Regions from separate parts of the Homo sapiens genome. Here region 2 is linked to region 1. A link is a loop called in an ENCODE intact Hi-C map of the cell type or tissue named here. Cell type or tissue: sigmoid colon. All regions are shown on one strand. Each heading gives the region's core, and the rest is flanking DNA. Links, peaks and the distances in the headings are about the cores only. Region 1 has its middle 99 kb from the start of PAX1. Region 2 overlaps PAX1 (paired box 1).

What was found. Peaks named below come from ENCODE experiments on the same cell type or tissue, not always from the same donor. Only the 100,000 strongest peaks of a DNase experiment are listed, where the experiment ranks them.
Region 2: it touches region 1 in a loop (3-fold over the local background); 1 of 110 quality-filtered maps calls a loop at or near these places.

The regions. Positions count from the first base shown.
Region 1 is chr20:21,803,540-21,806,339 of GRCh38, reverse strand. No RefSeq gene overlaps it. Among named protein-coding and RNA genes, the nearest start is that of PAX1, 99 kb to the right of the region's middle. In sigmoid colon, for the core only: no CTCF peak of the experiment used is centred there; a DNase peak (open chromatin) is centred at 1,239.
Region 2 is chr20:21,718,321-21,721,120 of GRCh38, reverse strand. It overlaps PAX1 (paired box 1), which reads right to left. Exons shown (of 5, transcript NM_001257096.2): 5 at 2,640-2,800. Among named protein-coding and RNA genes, the nearest start is that of PAX1, 14 kb to the right of the region's middle. In sigmoid colon, for the core only: CTCF peaks have their summits at 1,128 and 1,328 (motif pointing left); a DNase peak (open chromatin) is centred at 1,300; H3K27me3 peaks cover 385 bases.

The DNA.
Region 1 (2,800 bases), core at 180-2,679:
TTAAAGGAAACAATACCAGGGAAAATCAAGCCATTTTTCCCCTCCATGCAAATATTTATTTTATTGCAACAAACTAAAACAATACATGAGCAAGCAGAACAGTGATTCTCTCATTGGATCCATTCAGCAGGAATTGTCACAATAAGATCATTAGCCTTCTCCACCCTTTCTTTCAGATTCCCTCTGCTCTCTGAAGTTTGACAATCCTGGACTGGAAGAAATGGAGAGGTTTGGTACTGCTCAAGGGCAGTGAGGAGGAGCTGGAGGAAGGAGGGTGTAAGAGACAGACTAAAGGAGGGGCTTGGCTGGGGACAGAAGACCAGAGTCATTTTCCATAGGCTCTGAGATTCCAGCCCAGAAGGTAGTGGGGAGTCACTGGATGTTGGAGGCCAGGGAGTAACCAGATTCAAATGTGCATTTTTACCTACAATCAGCTCATGTAGGGAGAGTCCTGAAGTGGGGGACAGTGAGAAAACTGTTCATCTATTCAAGGATGATCAGTATCTGATGCAGACTTGTGACGGTGGGAATGAAAAAATGAAGTGTGGATGGGAGACCTGGTGAGGTAGGAGCATGAGGAAGCTGATTGGATATGAAGGGAAAGGGAAGAGAGAAGACAAAGATGACTGGGAGGTACCCAGCCTGCAGGAAAGCAGCATCACAACAGAAATGGGAGACCAACTGGAGGAATTGGTGTGGAAGGGCTGTGAAGGAAGAACAAAATGCAAGAATTACTTCAAGTTGAGACATACAGACTACTCTACATCTTCTAAATCTACAAGCACCCTGTGATCCAGGGAATCTGCTTCTAGGTACATACCGCAGGGAAGTCCCCACCCCGGTCCATCGGAAGATGTGAACCAGGATGTTCACCCAGCATTGTTTGTACCTGTGGGAAGCTGCAGGTGATTGAGAGACGGAGAACTAATGCAGTAAGGAACAGTCAGGAATACCATGAAGAAGTTAATGCAACCAACCAGGTGCATCGGGCGCAACAAGGGTAGGTCTTAAAGCTACAGTGTTGAGTGAAAAAGCGTCAGGAGCCAGGGGACATCCCCCATACACATCCATGTCAAATAAAAATGCCCTTCAGAGCTAGCAGGAAGGCAGGAAAGAAGGACACACATCAAACCTGTGAGGATGGCTGCTGAGGAGAAAGGAGAGTAAAAAAGAAGCAGGAACAAGAGAGAGGACGGCGCACTCCAGGGACAACAACAGGCAAGCCTCCGCGCCTGAATGGATTTCCCGCCCCCATCCACCGCACGCCCTGCCTTGGCCCTGGCTACATTTGCACCTGCCAAAATTCATTTTTATGGATTAGACTGCTAACTTTTTAAAGGATGTTTTTATAGGCAATTATGTTGTTTCTGCTTCCCTGCAGAATGTCTCTCGATAAACACAGTGTCCAACAGTCATTAAACCTTGTTGTTGCATTCACTTATGGGCCTGGGGTGGAGCCAAAAGTCCCCAAATAGCTGAAGAACATCCTTTTTTCTTTATAGACTCAGAAAACCAATCACAAAAAATATAGGCTAGGCACAGTGGCTCATGCCTATAATCCTAACACTTTGGGAGGCCAAAGCGGGAGGATCACTTGAGCCCAAGAGTTCGAGACCAGCCTGGGCAACATAGTGAAACCCCACCTCTACAAAAAATAAAAAATTAGCCATGTGTGGTGGTGGGCACCTGTAGTCCCAGCTACTCATGGGGCTGAAGTGGGAGGATTGCTTTAGCCTGGGAGATCAAGGCTGCAGTGACCTATGATCGCACCACTGAACTCCAGGCTAGGTGACAGAGTAAGATCATGTCTCAAAAAAAAAAAAAAAAAAAAGCCAAAATACTGTCCAAGACTTTTGTTTGAGCCAATTAGATAGAATCATGGCTGTGCTTCCATGCACATGTCCAGACTCTACCTTAAGCTCTCATCCTGGACTGTTCCTGAAAGTAGCAACAACATTTTTCTTGGAGAACTGAGTCATGGTGAAGAAGATGGGGAGAAACCCAAAAGATGAGCCTCAGTGTTGTTGGGTCTGCATTTGCGTGTGGATCTGTAACCTGGACATACAGTTAGCACCAAGATTTTTGGCAAACTGGCCTCGAATGTTGGGGAAGAGAATCTCCAGTCTCCTCCCTCCACAGAGAACACACACACACACACACGCATGCATGCACACACAGGCAAACACGCACATAATGCACACCCATGCATACAAGCACACGTACATGTATATGCATGCACAAGTGCATAAACATACGTAGTCATTCATGTGCACGTGCACTTACACATACACACACACATTCACATACACACACATGCACATACACACACACAATTTTATTTATCCATCCCAATTTCTATTCATTCTTTCAATGAATGACCTCAGGATTTGTCCTCAGAATCATGGAGTGGTTTTCTTGAGATACAAGTAATTACTCTTGCAGTTCACTCACAGAGCACTGTATTACCTGATATAGTAATCCGTTCATCATCAGTAACGTCTTGGAGTCTTCAAATAGGGTCTTGATCTTAGGGGAAGTTCATATCCTCTTATTAGAGTGCTTGCTTATTCCCATTATCCCCAGCAATTCAAAAGCCTCCTCCTGAACTTCTTCTCACTTCCTTCCCTCTATCTCTAAGGATATATTCACCAGGCTTCTGCTGCAATAATGTTGAGTAATGAACAACTTCCACATCGCATTTACCTATAAGAGCAAACATTTATTCCATATGCACAGGTCCCAGCCACACCTTAGCTGATCTCAGCTGAACTCCAGGCTTTGTTTTAGGTTCCAGACTGTT
Region 2 (2,800 bases), core at 283-2,782, 85 kb after region 1:
TAATAACACTAATAAAAGCTGACTGTGACCCAAAGCAAGTCCCTACTCTTTATGTATATTATTACATTTAGTTCTCACAGCAGCCCAGGGAGAGAGGTATAATTTCCATTAAACGGATGAGGAAACTAAGGCTGAAAGGTTTTGCCTAAATTTACCCAAAGCAACACAACTGGTAAGTGGTAAAACTGAGACTTTGAACCAGATAGCTCTGCCAACTTTTAGCTACACATCCCCTATCCTTTCCTAAACTGCTTCCTGCATAAAGATGTTCCACAGCTGGTATTCTGAGTTAAATATGTGCAAACGACCACATTACAGATGGTAAGAGAGGCTCCTTTTTTTAAATCTAAGAAATAAATTATCGTTGCCTCACCCATGGTAATCTTTCTGGATTTTATCCTAAAATAAATAGAGAGTGAGAAGATAATCATTTTCCTTGCTGTTTGTTGCCTCTGTAATACGTTGGTCCTTACAGAGAAATATTGTATTGTCACTTTAAATGATTAAAACTTTCAAAAAGATCACTAAATATAGATAAGTTGCTTAAAATGAGAGACAAACTCAAATGAACCAAAAAAATTAAAATTTCACAAATATAAATGAAATTGATTTTATTTCCCAAAAATATCAGTTTAGATTAGGTTGGTTTTTTGTTTTTTGTTTTTTGTTTTTGAGACAGAGTCGTACTCTGTCACCCAGGCTGGAGTGCAGTGGTGCAATCACAGCTCACTGCAGCCTCCCTCTCCTGGGCTCAAGGAATCCTCTTGCCTCAACCTCCCAAGTAGCTGGAACTATGGGCATGCACACCACATCCAGCTAATTTTTTTTTTTTTTTTTTTTTTTTTTTTGATAGCGATGGGGTCTCGCTAGGTCACCCAGGATGGTCTCAAACTCCTGGGCTCAAGCAATCCTTCCTCCTCAACCTCCCAAAGTGCTGGGATTACAGGTGTGAGCCACTGTGCCTGGCTAGTTGCTTTTAAAATTCACATATGTTTATTTTAAACTCAAAGACTTCAATCTATGTATATATTAGAGTCAAAGTTGGAAGTGAAACTTATTTTCAAGGTGCTATTGATGTCTAAGCTAACTTGTTTGCTAAGTCATGTGTTGATGAGCCTAGAAAGTCCATTTTTTACCACATGTGCGAGCATCTGGCTAACAATAATAATAATAACAACAACAACAGCAAGAGCCCTTCTCTTCTAAGTAGACCTTCACAACAGGAAAGTCGCCACTTTAACAAAACGACAAATCTTTTACATTGTATTATTTATCTTCATGCTTGTCTTCATCTCCTGGAACAATATGTGCTCCCCCTGGTGGCCAGAATAATACTTTCAGCTTCCCGGTTCAAGCTAATCATATTACAACTTGTTTGCCAGAGAAGCATTTTATTTTTTATGTTTCACAAGTTTCAGGCTCCAATTCAATTTTTTAAGAAGTCAATTTCTTTCCATTCATTTAAATATCTTGCTTACTTTTCATCCAAGAGATTGTTGTTAAATCAAAACCATCTAGTAATTTTTGTTTTGCTGTTTGTTGTTTGGGGTAAAATAAAATCTTACAAAGCTAAAACCACATCCGCAAATGACTGGAAGAAACTCTGAAAGTTAAAATTGTGAGGTCTATATAAGAAATGACACTGCAGATAATCCATCAAGTCAATATATTTCACCAGAGAAAAAGGAAATAAGACGTTACAGGATGGAAATGTAATTTAATAGCTGAATGAATACTTATCTGCCTATTTCATCCTTAAGAAGAAAAAGAAAAGTGAAGGCAACCCAGGTGGTTACATTATAATGAAGTTGAAATTCTGCCACCCATGAAAACTGCAATTGGGATTCCACTTTTGGATTTGGCCAGCCAGAAACAGATGTGTGTTCCAACAAGAATCACAGGCTGCATCTCCTGGACAAGAGCTCTTTAGAGTGCAGCAGGAGTTTCAACTGGTTTCAACTCCAAAGAAAGGACTAGACTAAACTGAGTATAATTGTTCCAAGTGTTTAGAATTCCCAAGTTGGACTGGGGCTAAATGTGTGGTTCTCATTTTATGGCCTTGAAAAAGAAGACAGTGTGATTCTTCCTTGTTCTGTTAAAAAAAAAAAAAAAAAAAAAACGAAAAAAAAATTTAAGGTTGAGATACAAACGTTTGGCTAGAAATATCTCAACCATAGGACATTTCTTCAGTGAGTAAGGCTATGGTTCAGACAGCAAGGTCAAGGTGAAAACCAAATACCACTTTGTGCATAAATCTTGCCCATTAAAAGAAGGGATTCAAATGTTTCTTATTATATAGCCTGTCTGGATGCACAGTCCTTTCAACTGAGTTCCTCAGGCACATTCTAGCAAGATTCTAAATTCATATCATCCAGCATTACATGGGGCAGGTAGAGTTTCTTTTGAAAAGAAACCCAGGCCAATGTAATCCTAGCTAGGGAAGCTGATGCCAGGAAATCTACAGTGTGCTTTACCGAAACCACAGTTCAATTAAATAAATTCCATCCTTCTTACCAGAAACACACAAATGGCAGAAATACTGTTGTCAGTGAGTGGGGTTCACTCGTCAGGAGGTTAATTCCACGTGGATTTTAGTAAATTGAATTTGGGATAGGTTTAAAAAAATGCTTGTGCCAGTATTGAAAATCTAAACTTTATTTGTAGCCAGTATTTCTTCACACAAGGTTTTCCCGCACCCCTCTGCCTCCATGTCTCTTTCCTGGCCCAGAGAGACTGACTCCCTCCAAAGGAGAGGAAGCCTTCCCCTCACACCTTCAAATGCCCTTCAGTGATCTGTAGA